2 separate regions of the Homo sapiens genome follow, and region 2 is linked to region 1. A link is an interaction called in ENCODE POLR2A ChIA-PET data of the cell type or tissue named here. Cell type or tissue: Panc1. All regions are shown on one strand.

Region 1 (8,000 bases):
TCATATACCCAACATACAATGGTAGGACAGGCATAGGATAACCACTATAGACATGCCCACTCAAAGAAATAAAAGAGCAGAAGGCATACAGTAGTCACTGGTCCATAGCAATACTGAATTCCAGCAAGACACATTGCCATTTCTAATTTCTGGGGACAGTTATCAAAAATTCTTCATACTGCTCTCTAGGCTCTGGGCTCCATCCCTTGAGTCATGCTTCCTTTTATGTAAAATACGGCCAGTGCTTCCACCTGAGTACTTTTCTTAGTCCTTTTATTGCCCATAATATTTCAAGAGTTCAAGGGACTCATTTTACTTTTTAACATCTCTGTCCCTTTTAGTTCAAGCTGATGCACTTTTCTTTTTTTTGAGACAGAGTCTCACTCTGTCACCAGGCTGGATTGCAGTGGCGTGATCTCGGCTCACTGCAACCTCCGCCTCCCAGGTTCAAGCAATTCCCCTGCCTCAGCCTCGCAATTAGCTGGGACTACAGTTATGCACCACCACGCCCAGCTAATTTTTTTTCTATTTTAGTAGAGACGGGGTTTCATCATGTTGACCAGGATGGTCTCAATCTCCTGACATCGTGATCCACCCGCCTCAGCCTCCCAAAGTGCTGAGATGACAGGCATAAGCCACCACGCCCAGCTGCCGATACAATTTTTTAAATAAAAATTATTAGACAAAAGCTACCTCTTCGAAAAATCTCAAGATAAGTCTTGTTTCACTTAGGTTTCCTGCAGTAGTGCTGTGGGGACAATGCTCTCCAGATTCTTGGAAGACCTTTTGTCTGTTTGAAAGGGTCTACAAGGCACCCCCTTAAATCTTTCAGGGGTCCTAACAAGGAGTTTTACAGTTAGATCCTTGGTTTTATATCTAGACAAGGGGTCCCCAATCCCAGGGCCTCAGACCAGTAGTGATCCATGGCCTGTTATAAAGGGGGCTGCACAGCAGGAGGTGAGCGGTGAGTGAGAGAGCATTACAGCATGAGCTCTGCCTCCCATCAGATCAGCAGCTGCATTAGATTCTCATAGCAGCGCAAACCCTATTGTGAACTGTCTTCACATGCAAGGTTGTGCGCTCCTTATGAGATGAAGCAGTTTCATCCCGACACCATCCTCTCCCACTTTGCCCCCGTCCATGGTGCCAAAAAGATTGGGGATCACTGATCTAGATCATGTTTTTCTGAGAGTTCCCTCGATTTTATCTTTGCCTGGAAGCAGTTTCTTACTTATGGTATCTTTGCAATTTATAGAGTCTAGAAATAAGAAACCACTTTATTTTTTAGCCCAACAAGCTCAGGCCCCTTTTTACTTAACAGCTCTTTCTTTAGCTTCTTTCTCTCCTCTCACATTTTACTATTAAGCAACTAGAAGAAACTGGTCAGCACTTTACACACTCTGCCTGGAAGTCTCAGTTAGATCATCCAATTCCTTAGGTACATTTTCTGTTTTTCACCTTTTGATGGGAGGAGTTACAAAGAAGTTGAAGACATCCACTAAAACAGCCACAGTATCCAAGTGCAAAGATAAACATGGTCTCACTGAGCCAGCAATCTCAAAACACATTCTATCTCCAACTGTATCATTAAGTAGCAATATCACCATATGTAGGTTAAAATTTAAAAAAATGTTTTTTAATAATTGAAGGCATATGTGATTATTTTCATTAAAATCCAGCCCAAACTATCAGGCAAATAATTTTAATAAATAAAAAAAGAGAATGAGTATTAGTCTCACATATTCGTTCATATTGAAGCAATGATGATGTCTGTTAATGTTTCTATTTTACTAAATATTCCCAAACATCCGGTAATCTCCTTTTCTGAGTATGCCAGAAATTAACACAAAACTCTCCTTTTTAAAATAATTCTGAGCAATTGCCCATTTATAGCTTCTCAATAACCTTTCAGGGTTCCAGTATCTCTCAGAGGGTAGAGATTACAGCTTGATATACTTAGTATAAGCTTCTCAGCATCTAAGATGGAACATTTTACTTATAGTCAGACTAAAGTTATAAAAAATAGCTAAAACTTCAATTACTGTCTCCTTATCAATCCTGATCTTCAATTATATTCCAGGGAAATGAAATTATATTATTTTAGCGTTAGAAAGAACTACTGTGGTCATCTAGCCCAGGAATATACCGATATCAAAGACACATGAGGTAGAAAGTGGGCTATGATAAAATTAGGAAGATCTATGAAAGTGAAGAAGGGATTTAGACATTATTCTTTAGGCAATGGAAAATCAATGGAGCATAGAATTATAAGAATGGCAAAATATTGTATTTATGAAATATTTAAAAGGGTTCAGTAAAATTTGAAAGTCAGCTTTGTTTATATAATTTAAGATATTGTCAAGGACAAGCCTATGGTAAAAGCACCAGCATAATTAGTTAATAAACAGTGTAAGAAATTGTATTTTTGGTGAAACTCCTTAGGGATTCTTTATGCCATGTATTGTGCATAATACACATTTCTTACTAGGAGAAAAGTCCCCAACTATACCAAAGAGATGAAATACTTTGAAACATGTTTTCAGAATCTGCCAAAAGATAGGGAATTTTGCTAGAATACATATTAAATTTAATCTAATAATCATTCTTGATTGGGAACACTGACCCAGTGACACTGAAGCTGTTAGATTAGTGAAACCAAGCTATGAGATGCACAAGGAGACCAAACAACAGAAGATCCTCCTATGGAGTGCAGGGTCTTTGAAAGGAAATGAAATTCATCTTGAATTTATGGTAACACTCTAGAGTTTTAGAATATGATCTGTTGCTTGACATTGTTAGCGAAGGCTCACAAGAAAAGAGATGTAACTGATTATTTTACTTTAAAAATAATTAAAATTTATTGAGTTTTTTCTAAATTGAGACAAAATATGTGTAAAATAGACAACAAAAGTGGCAATCCAAAAATATACAGAATTTAGGACCAGAAAATAAAAACATTTGTGTGACTGTGAGAAAAAAGATTCACATACAAGTAAGTCCACAATTAATTTTCATAGGACTATTTTGTAGTCATTACTGATAGTGTAATTTGACTGAAGAGATATTTGAACTCAATGAGGCATTATATCAACCCAATAAGCCACTAATTTTTGTTTTCTTTGTAACATTCAAGCATTAGAACACTGAAAAAAGAAGAGATTAAGAAATAATATATGGAACTAGATACTATATTAAGAAGTGGTAAATATCTTGCTATACTTGACAACCATGTATATTTTATAATATGTTCTGTATTATGATATGTAAAATTCATGATTTCATATCTTAATTCCAGTTGCTACAACATCAGCTGATAGAAAGCTAGTATAGTTTGATGTCACTAATAATAAAATATAAATTATATTTAAAATGATGACACATAATTATCACTGTTGTCAAAAATAATTTTAACTGAATAAATATATATTAATTTATTAAGTACATATATCTTTGTTACACTATTAATTAAAAAGTTGTTAGGCCTTCAAAAGAGTACCCAAAAATGTGCAATAATAATGAAATTCAGTGACTTGAGTTATTTTTCCAACTTTCAGTCACCTTTGATATCTCTGATAACTTTTACTAATGTAAAAACTATGGCTTTATATATATAACTTTATAACATAACTTTTATATTTTGTCATTATGAAGGCATATTTGTCAAGGTAGTAGGGGAGAACGTATTCTATTTAGCAGTGTCTTAGTTTAACTTATGCACACAGTATGCAAACCTCCATCATCCCCTTTGGCTCTGCAAATTTTCTAGGCAGAACGCTTTCATCTCTCCAGTCTGGACTCATCTTTGCAACTCCAGACCCTAGCTTCCTACTTGACATCTGTACTTAAAAGTCTCACATATACCTCAAACTTAACATATCTGAAAGAACTCTTTGTTTTCTCCCCAATTTGTTGCTACTCACTTCATTTACAGTCATGCGATGTATAAGAATGTTTCAGTCAACCATGGGCCACGTGTAAGACAGTGATCCGTAAGATAATAATATAGCTGAAAAATTTCCTATTGCCTAGTGACATCATAACCATGGTAATGTAGTGCAATGCATGACTCACATGTTTGTGGTGATCCTGGTGTAAACAAATCAACTGTGATGCCAGTTGAATAAAAGTATGGCACATACTGTACAATTATGTACAATACATATTTGATAATGATAACAAATGACAATGTTACTGCTTTATGTATCCACTATAGTATACTTTTGATGCTTATTTTAGGGTGTACTCCTTCCAAAGTTAACTGTAAAATAGCCTCTGGCAGTTCTTTCAGAAGGCATTTCAGAAGAAGGCATTGTTATCACAGGAAATGACAGCTCAATGCATGTTATTGCCCCTGAAGGCCTTAAAGTTAGACAAGATGTGGAGGCGGAAGACAAGGATGTTGATGATCTTGACCATGTATAGGCCTAGGTTAATATATGTGTTTGTGTCTTAGTTTTTAACAAAAACAAAAGTTTAAAAAGTAATATATATATATTTATATAAAGCTTATAGAATAAGGATATAAAGACAAAATATTTTTGTACAGCTGTACGATGTTTGTGTTTTAAGCTGTATGATTAAAAAAGAGTCAAACAGTGGCCGGGCGTGGTGGCTCACCCCTGTAATCCCAGCAACTTGGGAGGCTGAGGTGGGTGGCTCACGAGGTCAGGAGAGCGAGACCATCCTGGCCAACATGGTGAAATCCCATCTCTATTAATATATATATATATATTCACCAGACGTGGTGGCGCACTTCTGTAGTCCCAGCTTCTCAGGAGGCTGAGACAGGAGAATCACTTGAACCCAGGAGGCGGAGGTTGCAGTGAGCTGAGATTGCGCCACTGCACTCCAGCCTGGGTGACAGAGCAAGAGTCTGTCTCAAAAAAAAAAAAAAAAGAGTCAAAATATTTAGAAACATTCAAAAGCATAAATTTAAAAAGTTACAGTAAGCTAAGGTTAACTTATTGAAGAAAAATTATTTTTTATAAATTTAGGATAGCCTAGGTGTACAGCCTTTATAAAGTCTACAGTAGTGGACAGTAATGTCTTAGGCCTTCACATTCACTCACTACACACACACTCACTTAGAGCAAATTCCAGTCCTGTAAGCCCTATTCATGGTGTGTGCCCTATGCAGGTGCACCATTTTTAAATCTTTTATACCATATTTTTTCAGTACCTTTTCTATGCTTAGAAACACAAATACTTAGCATTGTATTACAATTACCTGGAGCATTCAGTACTGTAACATGATGTACAGGTTCATTGCGTAGGAGGAATAACCTATACCAGATAGCCTAGGTATATAGTGGGCTATACCATCTAGATTTGTATTATATAAAGTATACTCTATAACGTTTGCACAACAAAATCACCCACCGATGCATTTCTCAGAATGTATCCCTGTCATTAATCAAGTCATGACAGTGTATCTCAGTATAAAGCACCTCTACTTTCTTGGTTATGAATGCCATCTGGAGGTCAGCCTCAACAACCTAGTCCATTATTCACAAGGATTCTATATTAAAGATATATTTTTAAATGCTTCATTTCTGTTACTATTACCTTAATCCAAGCAATGATTATATTTTTCACAAAATTGCTTCCTAAATGGGCTTTCTGTCTGCACTCATAACCCTTCAATCTATTTTCCCCCAAACAGTCAAAGAAGTCTTTTTAACTGTCAAGTCAGTGTCTTGAATAAAACCTTTCAGTGTCTTCCCATTGCTGTTAAAATCCTCAAGGGCCTGTGATTATTGAGCCTTGTCCACATTCCCAGGCTCAACTTGAAATGTTCTGGCTGCCTCAGTCATGGTGAGCCAGCCACACTGTTCCTCAGGCCTGCCAAGCTCCTTCCCCTTCAAAGCTTCTGCACATTATACTTCCTCTACCCGGTACTTTCTGTAGCTAGCTCCTAATGATTCTTCAAGTTCAGTGCCTCCTCCTTAGAGGGGTTTTCCTTGATCTCCATCTAAATTAGATCTCCTTCTTCCACATTTTCCCTATTCCATATGAACATTAAAACTTCATTCATAAAATAAACATTAACATTACATTGCCGCAGAAGCCAGAATCACTCTGATCACTTACTACAATCTGTCTTTGGATAGTAATTTGTGTGGTTATTTATTTAATTACTGACTTTTCTACCAAAATAACAGTTCTATTGATAACTGTTATTTTGGCCTGGGGGTCCCCAAGGCCCTTTTAGGGGATACTTAAAGCATTTTGTAAGTCTGATTGCCTTTGCAAGGACCTCAAAGCACAGAATGTGCTTCGGGCTCCCTGTGTATCATGTCTAGAAGAAAAGATATACCAGTTAGACAAGTTGACATATCAACCATCATTTTGAGATATAGTCATAAATGAAATAAAATGTTCTTCCTCCAGTTTGCAATGGAAGTGCAATTGTAGTTACTGATATCACAGCCCCAGAAATATCAATGAGGAACAGAACACAGTATAAGACATGAATACCACCAAACGAGTATGTGCAAGGCTAGGAAGGGAGCAATCTGGGTGAGAAGTTTCAAGTGGTGCAGTGCTATTCACTCTCCCCAATAAACCTGTACATTTAAACATTTGCTTTTCCCTATGATATTCTTTATCTGAGTTTCTCTCTCTGTCTCTCTCTCTCTCTTTTTAAAACTCTGATTTTGAACTACTTGCTCTTATATTTGTATTTGACTTTGCTGCTGTCTTAATTCTCTTTAAGGTCAGTCCTGCCTGACCATTCAGAACACATGTGCCTATCCCTCTCTAATAGTTCCTATTTGCCTACTTAGAATTAGAAATGGTCCTTCTAGAATCAGAGAAGAAAGAGAAAAGATTTAAAAATGAAGTGTAAAATCCATGGTATAAGTTTAATAAGCACGCTGGATGTAAAATAAATAGTGGTTGTAAAAAAATGGCTTTGTGGACATCATTTTAGTGTGAAAAGGACTGCAATTTATAGTCTGGACAACTTGCATACCTGCTCCATTACAACAATTTAACTGATGAGACATAGTGGGCTGAATGATGACCCCAAAAAGATATGTCCATGATTTAATCCCTGGAGGCTGTGAATATTGTGGCAAAAGATATGATTAAATTAAGAGAGGAGGAGTTTATCCTGGATTATCCATGTGAGCTCTAAATGTAATCACATGCCTTTTCATAAGAGAGAGTTTTGAGACACACGCCAAGAGAGAAGAGAGGAGGGGAAAAGGCAAAGTAGCTGCAGTGGCAGGGCTCAGGGTGATGTGGTCACAAGCAAAGGAATACCTATAGCCAGAAGCAGCTGAAAAGGCAAGAATGGATTCTTTTGCAGAGTATCTAGAGGCAGCATGGCCTTGACAATATGTTGATTTCAGACTTCTGAACTCCAGAATTGCGAGAGAATAAACGTCGGTTGTGTTGTCACCCAATTTGTGGTAATTTGTTATGACAGCCCCAGAAAACTAATAAACAAGATAAACATTAAAGCCACATTATCACATTACTTTTGTTTTCTTGAGGTTCAATTTGTGTGTGTGTGTGCATGTGTGTGTGCGTGTAATTCAATTGAAGAAATGTGAAGCCCAAATTACATGACACATATGAGTAAAGTCTGAGCAGAGAAAATGTGTTATATCTCTTTCCTATAGACACACACATTTATAGTATGTAAGATGCTTCAATTAGCAAAAAGTGTTTTTAATGTTGAGAGACCTGTTGATTACACCCATGTAGGCATTAAAACTCCTTTCACAAAATAAATATCCCTTTGAGGCAGAAGGAACCAGCACTCTATGAATGCATAAATTGAACGTGATCATGATCATTGTGCTGTAAACATCTGTTTACATTTCCTAGGATCTTGCCATGATTTCCACATTTTGTCTAATTTGTCATGACACCATCTGTTTGAAGATAGATTGATCACTGGTGGTTGGATTATTGGGTAAGTAGTGCTTATGTTTATTATGATGTACCTAACAATACCTTAAAATTATATTTAATGTGAATTAATTTTTAGG
Region 2 (8,000 bases), 360 kb before region 1:
GAATGAGAAAACAAGCCACACACCGGAAGGAAACATTTGTAAAAAAAAAAACATATCTAATAAAATACTGTTTTCTAAAATATCCAAAGAACTCCTAAAACTCAACAATAAGACAATGAACAACCTAATCGAAAAATGGGCAAAAAAATCTGAGCAGATACCTCACCAAAGAAGATATACAGACGACAAATAAACAAATGAAAAAGTGCTCAACATCAAGTACAAATTGCAAATTAAAACAGGATAGAAATACCTATTAGAATTGGCAAAATTCGAAACACAACACCAAATGCTGACAAAAAATTGTAGCAACAGAAACAATCATTTATGGTGGAAATGCACAATGGTACAACCACTTTGAAAACAGATTGGCAGTTTCTTTCTAAACTAAACATACACTTAGTAAACAATACAGTTGCACTTATTATTTATTCAAATGAATTAAAAACTTACATCCACACAAAAACCCACACATGGATGTTGATAGCTGCATTATTTATTATTGCCAACACTTGGAAACAACAAGATGTCCTTCAGTAGGTGAATGAATAAACAAACTTAATTCATCTAGACGATGGAATATTAGGCAGTGATAAAGAGAAATGAGCTATCAACCCACAAAATGGTAAAGAAGAAACTTAAATTCATGTACATGAAAGAAGCCAATATGCAAATGCTACATGTTTTATGATTCCAACTATCTGATATTCTGCAAAAGGCATAACTAAGTAGACACTAAAAAGATAAAGGTTGGCTGGGGCAGCGGTTCATGCCTGTCATTCCAGCACTTTGGGAGGCCAAGGAGGCTGAATCACTTGAAATCAGGAGTTTGAGATCAGCCTGGGCAACATGGCAAAACCCTGCCTCTACCAAAAATACAGAAGATTAGGCCAGTGTGGTGGCACACACCTGTGGTCCCAACTACTTGAGATGCTGAGGTAGAAGGATCGCTTGAGCCCAACTGTGAGGCAGAATTTGCAGTGAGCTGAGAACGCACCACTGCATTCCACCCAAGGCAACAGAGTGAGACCCTGTCTCAAAAACAAAAACAAAACAAAACAAAAAAATCAAGGTTTAGGAGGGGTTAGGAGGCAGGCACAGAGGAGTTTTAGGGTGGTGAAACTACTCTATATGATACTAGAAGGTACAACACCAAGAATATACTATAATGTAAACAATAAAATTTGGGTAATAACAATGTGTCAATGTATGTTCATCAATTGTATCAAATATGCCAGTGTGGTGCAAGATTTTTTTCTTAGGTGGGGGAAAGAGCTATATGAGTAATCTCTACACCTTCTGTTCGATTTTGTTGTGAACCTAACACTGTTTTAATAAACTCTCTAATAAAATTAAAAAAACAAATATCACAACAGGTTTAGTTGTCTAGGCATATATAATTAAAATTTGTAAGACAATTCATCCAATATTTATCATGAGGTATTATAAACAAAGAATGATGATATAAACATAAACAGAGGAAAAAAAAGAGAATGTCTTTTATTTTGCTTAAAGAACTTTAAGAATTGACTATTTACTTCAAGGTGTACCACATTTGTATAGTAGTTAAGATCCATGGAGAAGAAACCAATTCATTGCGGCAGACAGATTAGCTGCTGAACACACAGGAAGCTAATAACTAGACAGGAATGCTGAGGTCAGCTGCTGCAACTGACTCTTAAAATGTCTGTCTCCATTAGCCTGCTTGCCATCAGAAACAGATGCAGAAATTGGTGAAGCTACATTTTCATATAGAGCTCCAGCTGCAAGGAAGTGGAGTAAGCATACTTTTTAGGATTGAAGCTTCTGCCAAATATTCCCTACAAAATGATCATTTTAGTGACACTGTGTTAATCAACCAAATATATCTGGCATATAAGACAAAAATTGGATTAGATACATCCATGTATATTCACACCCATACATACTGAGACATATACATAGGCACATATATAATTTGAAGTAACTTTACATAAAATGAAATCACACATCTTAAGTGTATAGTTTAATGGCTTTTAATGAATATGTACACTGTGAAACCATCATCCCAATCAAGATGTTAGTCATAGATGTTTTATGAATGCCCTTTACCAAATTGAAGAAGTTCCCTTCTAAGGATATTTTCAGAGAGACCTTAGTATTAACGGGTAGTAAATTCTGTCAAAAGCTTTTTGCATTTATTGGAAGGATTATACATTTTTTCTCTTTATTCTGTAATATTGGTAAATTATATTCATTATTTTTTACATTTTTTATTTTAAAATAATTTTAGACTTACAGAAGAGTTTCAAAGATAGTCCAATGACAACTTCTATGCTCTTCACTCAAATTTCCCTAATGTTAGTAACTTACCTAATCATGGTAAAATATCAAAACTAAGAAATCATTATTTCTACAAGAATATCAATTGTAGCAATCAGTTTTTGAGTATTTAAGCAAACTAACATTCTTGGAATAGACCCCAGTGGAGTTTATCCTTTTATAAATTGCCAGATTCAATCTGCTAGAATTTTATTAAGTATTTTGCATGTAAGTTCATGATAATTAATTTATATTGCAATTTTCAAAAAATTTTTAGTTTTGATGTCATATTGGTCTCATAAGATAAGAAGGTATTATGTGAGAGTTTATATAAGATTTGCATTTTAACTTCTTTACACGTTAAATTTAGAGTGAAATGATCTGGGCCTAGAGTTTTCTTAATGAGAAGGTTTTTGGTAATTAAAATGTTTGTAATTGATATGTATACTTAGATTTTTCTATTTCTTGTTATATCAGTTTTGATAAATTGTCTTTTTCAAGTTATTTGTATATTTTTACCTAAGTTTTCAAATTTGATGGTAAAATGTTACATGTGTACAACCTGTCTTCTCTTTTATTTCTTACACTGGAATTTTTTAAATCTATTTTTCTTTATTAGCTCATCTAAAATTTATCAATGTTTTTGATATTTGTAAATTAAGTTGTTTTTATTAAATTTTCTCTACTGTTTTCTATTTTTCTGATTTCTTTTCATAGTTTTATTGCCTTTTTAAAAGTTTTTTGGGTACATAGTAGGTATATATTCTTAGGGGGTACATAAAATGTTTTGATACAGGCATATAAATGCATAATAAAACATCATAGAAAATAGGGTATACATCCCCTAAAGCATTTATCTTTTGTGGTACAAATAATTCAATTATATTCTTTATGTATTTTAAAATGTACAATTAAATTGTTATTGACTATAGTCACCATGTTGTGCTATGAAATACTAGGTTTTAATCTTTCTAGTTAATTTTTTAATCCATTAACCATGAGTTCAGTTGCTTTGATTTTTACATCCTACTAATAAGTGAGAACACGTGATGTGTGTCTTTCTGTGCCTAGCTCATTGCATTTAAAATAATGATGTCCCGTCCCATTCATGTTGTTGCAAATGACTGAATCTCATTTATTTTTATGTTTGAGTAGTACTCCATTGTGTATAAGTACCACATTTTCTTTATCCATTCATCTGTTCCTGGCCACTTAGGTTGCTTCCAAATCTTGGCTATTGTGAAGAGTGCTGCAACAAACATGAGAGTGCAGATGTCTCTTTGATATACTGAGTTCCTTTCTTTTGGGTGTGTACAGCAGTAGGATTGCTGGATCACATAGCAGCTCTATTTTTAGTTTTCTGAGGAGCCTGCAAAGCATTCTTCACATTGGTTATATTAATTTTCATTCCCACCAACAGTGTATGAGGATTACCTTTTCTCGATGTCCTTGTCAGCATTACTTGTTACCTGACTTTTGGATATAAGCCATTTTACCTGGGGTGAGATGACATCTGATTGTAGTTTTGATTTTCATTTCTCTGATGGTCAACGATGTTGGCCACCTTTTCATATGCCTGTTTGCCATTTGTAGGTCTTCTTCTGAGAAATGTCTATCCACATCTTTTGCCAATTTTTAATTCAATTATTAGATTTTTTCCTAAAGAGTTGTTTGAACTGCTTATATGTCCTGATTATTAATCCCTTGTCAGATGGGTTATTTGCAAAATATTTCTCCCATTGCGTAGGTTGTCCCTCCACTTTGATGACTGCTTCCTTAGCTGTGCAGAAACATTTTAACTTGGTGTGATCTCATTTGTTCGTGTTTGCTTTGGTCTCCTGTCCTTATGGAATATTATTCAATTGACCAGACCAATGTCCTAGATAGTTTGTTCCAAGTTTTCTTTTAGTATTTTCACTGTTTGAGGTCTTAGACTTATGTCTTTTATACATTTTGATTTTACTTTTGTATATGGCAAGGGATAGGGGTCTAGTTTCATTCTTCTGCATATGAACACCCAGTTTTCCCAGCACCATTTATTGAAGAGACTGTCTTTTCCCCAATGTATGTATTTGGCACCTTTGTCAAACATCAGTCCACTGTAGGTATGTGGATTTGTTTCTAGGTTCTTTATATTGTGCTATTGGTCTATGTGTCTGTTTTTATGTCAGTACTATGCTGTTTTGGCTACTATAGCTCAGTAGTGTAATTTGAAGTCAGATAATGTAATTCTTTCAGTTTTATTCTTTTTGCTTAAAATAACTTTTGATATTCTGTGTTGGTTGCTTTTCTTTATATTCACATAAATTAGAGGATTGTTTTTTCTATTTCTGTAAAGACTGTCATGTGTATTTTGATAGGGATTGCAGTCAATCTGTAGAACACTTTGGGTAATAGGACATTTTAACAATGTTGATTCTTTTAATCCATGAACATGGAATATCTTTCCATTATTTTGGTACCCTCTTTAAATTCTTTTATAAGTGTTTTATAGTATTCATTGTAGAGATCTTTCACTTTTTTGGTTAAATTAATTCCTAAGATTGATTTTTATTTATGGTTATTGAAAATGGGATTACCTTTTTCATTCCTTTTTCAGATTGTTCCCCATTGACATATAGAAATGCTACTGTTATTTGTATGTTGATTCTGTACTCTACAGCTTTACTGAAATTGTTTATCAGTTCTAATCTTTTTTTTTATTTTTTTGAGTCTTTAGGTTTATCCAAATATAAGATCATATCATCTGTAAACAAGGATAATTGGACTTGTTTCCAATTTGGATGCCCTTTATTTCCTTCTCTTTTCTGATTCCTCTAGCTAGAACTTCCGGCACTATGTTGAATAACATCGGTTAAAGTGGGAATCCTTGTCATGTACCAGAGTTTAAAGGAAAAGCTTTCAGTTTTTCCCCATTCACTATGATATATATGCTGTGGGTTTGTGATACATGACTTTTATTATGTTGACGTATATAGTCCTTCTTTTGTTTTTAAGAAAGAATTTCACTCTGCTGGAGTGCAGTGGTGCAATGTTGGCTCACTGCAACCACCAGCTCCCAGGATCAAATGATCTTCCCACCTCAACCTCCAAAGTAGCTGAGACTACAGGCACGTGTCGCCATGCCCAGATAATTTTTTGTATGTTTTGTAGAGATGAGGTCTCACTATATTGCCGGGCTGCCTTGAATTCCTTGACTCAAGCAATCCTTCTGCCTTTGCCTTCCAAAGTGCTAGGATTACAGTCATGAGCCACCACACCTGGCCATGTTCCTTCTATACCTAGTTTTTTGAGGGTTTTTATTATGAGGGAATGTTGAATTTTATGAAATGCTTTTTCAGCATCAGTTGAAATGATCATATAGCTTTTTTACTTCATTCTGTTGATATGATGCATCGCACTGATTGATTTGCATATGTTGAGCCATCCTTGCATCCCAGGAATAAATCCCACTTTGTCATGATGAGTGATCTTTTTAATGTTCGACATACTTAGTTTGCTAGTATTTTGTTGAGGATTTTTGCAGCAATATTCACCAGAGCTACTGGCCTGTAGTTTTTTTGTTTTGTTTTGTTTTGTTTTTTGATGTGCCTTTTTCTTGTTTTTGTATCAGAGTAAAACTGACCTTGTACAGAGAGTATGCAAGTATTCATTCCTTGTCTATATTTTTTTCAATAGTTTGAGTAGAAGTGGTATTTGTTCTTCTTTAAACGCTTGTTAGAATTCAGCAATGAGGCCATCAGGTCCCACATTTTCTTTACAGGGAGACTTTTTATTACAGCTTTGATCTTGTTACTTGTTATTTGTCTGTTCAGATTTTGGATTTCTTCCTGGTTCAGGCTTCATAGGTTGTATGTATTTATGAATTTGTCTATTTATTTGGGGTTGAATCTTGGTAGGTTGTATTTGTCTAAAAATTTCTCCACTTCTTCTAGAATTTCCAACTTAATTGCTCATAGTAGCTACTAATGTTCCTTTGAATTCCCATGTTATCAATTATAACGTCTCATTTTTCATCTCTGAGATTATTTATTCAAATCTTCTCTCTTTGTCCCTCGTTAGTGTGGCTAAGGATTTGTCAATTTTATTTAACTTTTCAGAAAACCAACATTTAGTTTCATTGATCTTTTGTATTGTTTTCTTCATTTCAATTACATTTATTTCAACTCTATCTTTATTATTTATTTTCTTCTACTAATTTTCGGTTTGGTTTGCTCTTGCTTTTCTAGTTCCTTAAGATGAGTTGTTAGGTTTTTTACTGTAAGTTGTTCTCTTTTTAGATATATGTACTTATAGCTATAAACTATGTTCTTAACACTGCTTTTGCTGTATCCTATAGGTTTTGTTGTGTTGTATTTCCATTATCATTTGTTTCAATAAGTTTTTAAAATTTTCTTCTTTATTTTTTCATTGACCTACTTTATTCAGGAACATATTATTTTAGTTTTCACGTGATTTTAGTTTCCAAAATTCCTCCTGTTATTAATTTCTAGTTTTATTCCACTGTGTGGTCAGAGAAGATGCTTGATATTATATCAATTATTTTGTTTTGTCACCTAATGTATATTCTATCCTTGAGAATGATTCATGTGCTGAGAAGACTAATGTGTATTCTGTAGCCATTGGATAAAATGTTCTGTAAATATCCATTAGGTCCATTTGGTCTATAGTGCAGATTAAGTCCAATATTTCTTCGTTGAATATTTGTCTGGGAGATTTGTCTAATGCTGAAAGTGGAGTGTTGGATTCTTCAGCTATTATTGTATTGTGATCTAACTCTCTCTTTAGGTCTAATAATATTTGCTTTATAGATCTGGGTGCTGCACCGTTGGGTGCATATATATTTAAAATTGTTATAGCCTCTGCTGAATCGTCCTCTTTGTCATTATATAGTGACCTTGTCTTAAAATCTGTTTTGTCTGATATAACTACTCCCGTTCTCTTTGGTTTCCATTGGCTTGTAATATATTTTCCATTGCTTTATTTTCAGTTTATGTGTGTATCTGCAGATGAAATATGTTCTTGTAGGCAACAGAACATTGGGTCTTATCGTTTTGTCAATTAAGCCACCCTGTCACTTTTGCTTGTAGTGTTTAGTCCATTTACATTCAATGTAATTATTAAATAAGGACATTTATATATTTTCACCCTGACATCTTATCATTTGCCTTTGGGTTGTTTTGTGGTCTTCTTTTCCTTCTTTCTTTCCTTCCTGTCTTCCTTTTAGTGAAAGTAATTCTCTCTGGTGATAAGATTTAGTTATTTGTTTTTTATTTTTAGTATGTTTATTGTATATTTTTTGGTTTAAATTTACCATGAGGCTTGCAAAATCTATCTTATAACCTATTATTTTAAGCTGAAACAACCTAACACTGTTTACATAAACAAACAAGCAAAAAAAAAAACAAAAAAGAAAACTAATAAAAGCTCTATGCCTTAACTTTGTCCTCCAAGTTTTTTACTTTTTATTGTTTCTATTTATATCTTATTGTATTGTTTATGTCTTGAAAAGTGTTGTAGTTATTTTTATTGACTCATCTTTATGCTTTCTACATAAGAGGAGTAGTTTACATACAACAGCTACAGTGTTATAATATTCCATATTTTTCTGTGTACTTACTGTTACGAGTGAGTTTTGTACTTTCAGATGATGTCTTACAGCTCATTAATGTTCTGTTCTTTCTGATTGAACATTTAAC

Evidence for each region. ChIA-PET counts read pairs that join two places held together with the same protein. Peaks named below come from ENCODE experiments on the same cell type or tissue, not always from the same donor. Only the 100,000 strongest peaks of a DNase experiment are listed, where the experiment ranks them.
Region 2: POLR2A ChIA-PET joins it to region 1 with 10 read pairs; 2 of 35 experiments call an interaction of 5 or more read pairs at or near these places.

What each region holds. Positions count from the first base shown.
Region 1 is chr6:92,836,428-92,844,427 of GRCh38, forward strand. No RefSeq gene overlaps it. Among named protein-coding and RNA genes, the nearest start is that of LINC02531, 120 kb to the left of the region's middle. In Panc1, no CTCF peak of the experiment used is centred here; a DNase peak (open chromatin) is centred at 4,054.
Region 2 is chr6:92,478,375-92,486,374 of GRCh38, forward strand. No RefSeq gene overlaps it. Among named protein-coding and RNA genes, the nearest start is that of LINC02531, 240 kb to the right of the region's middle. In Panc1, no CTCF peak of the experiment used is centred here; no DNase peak of the experiment used is centred here.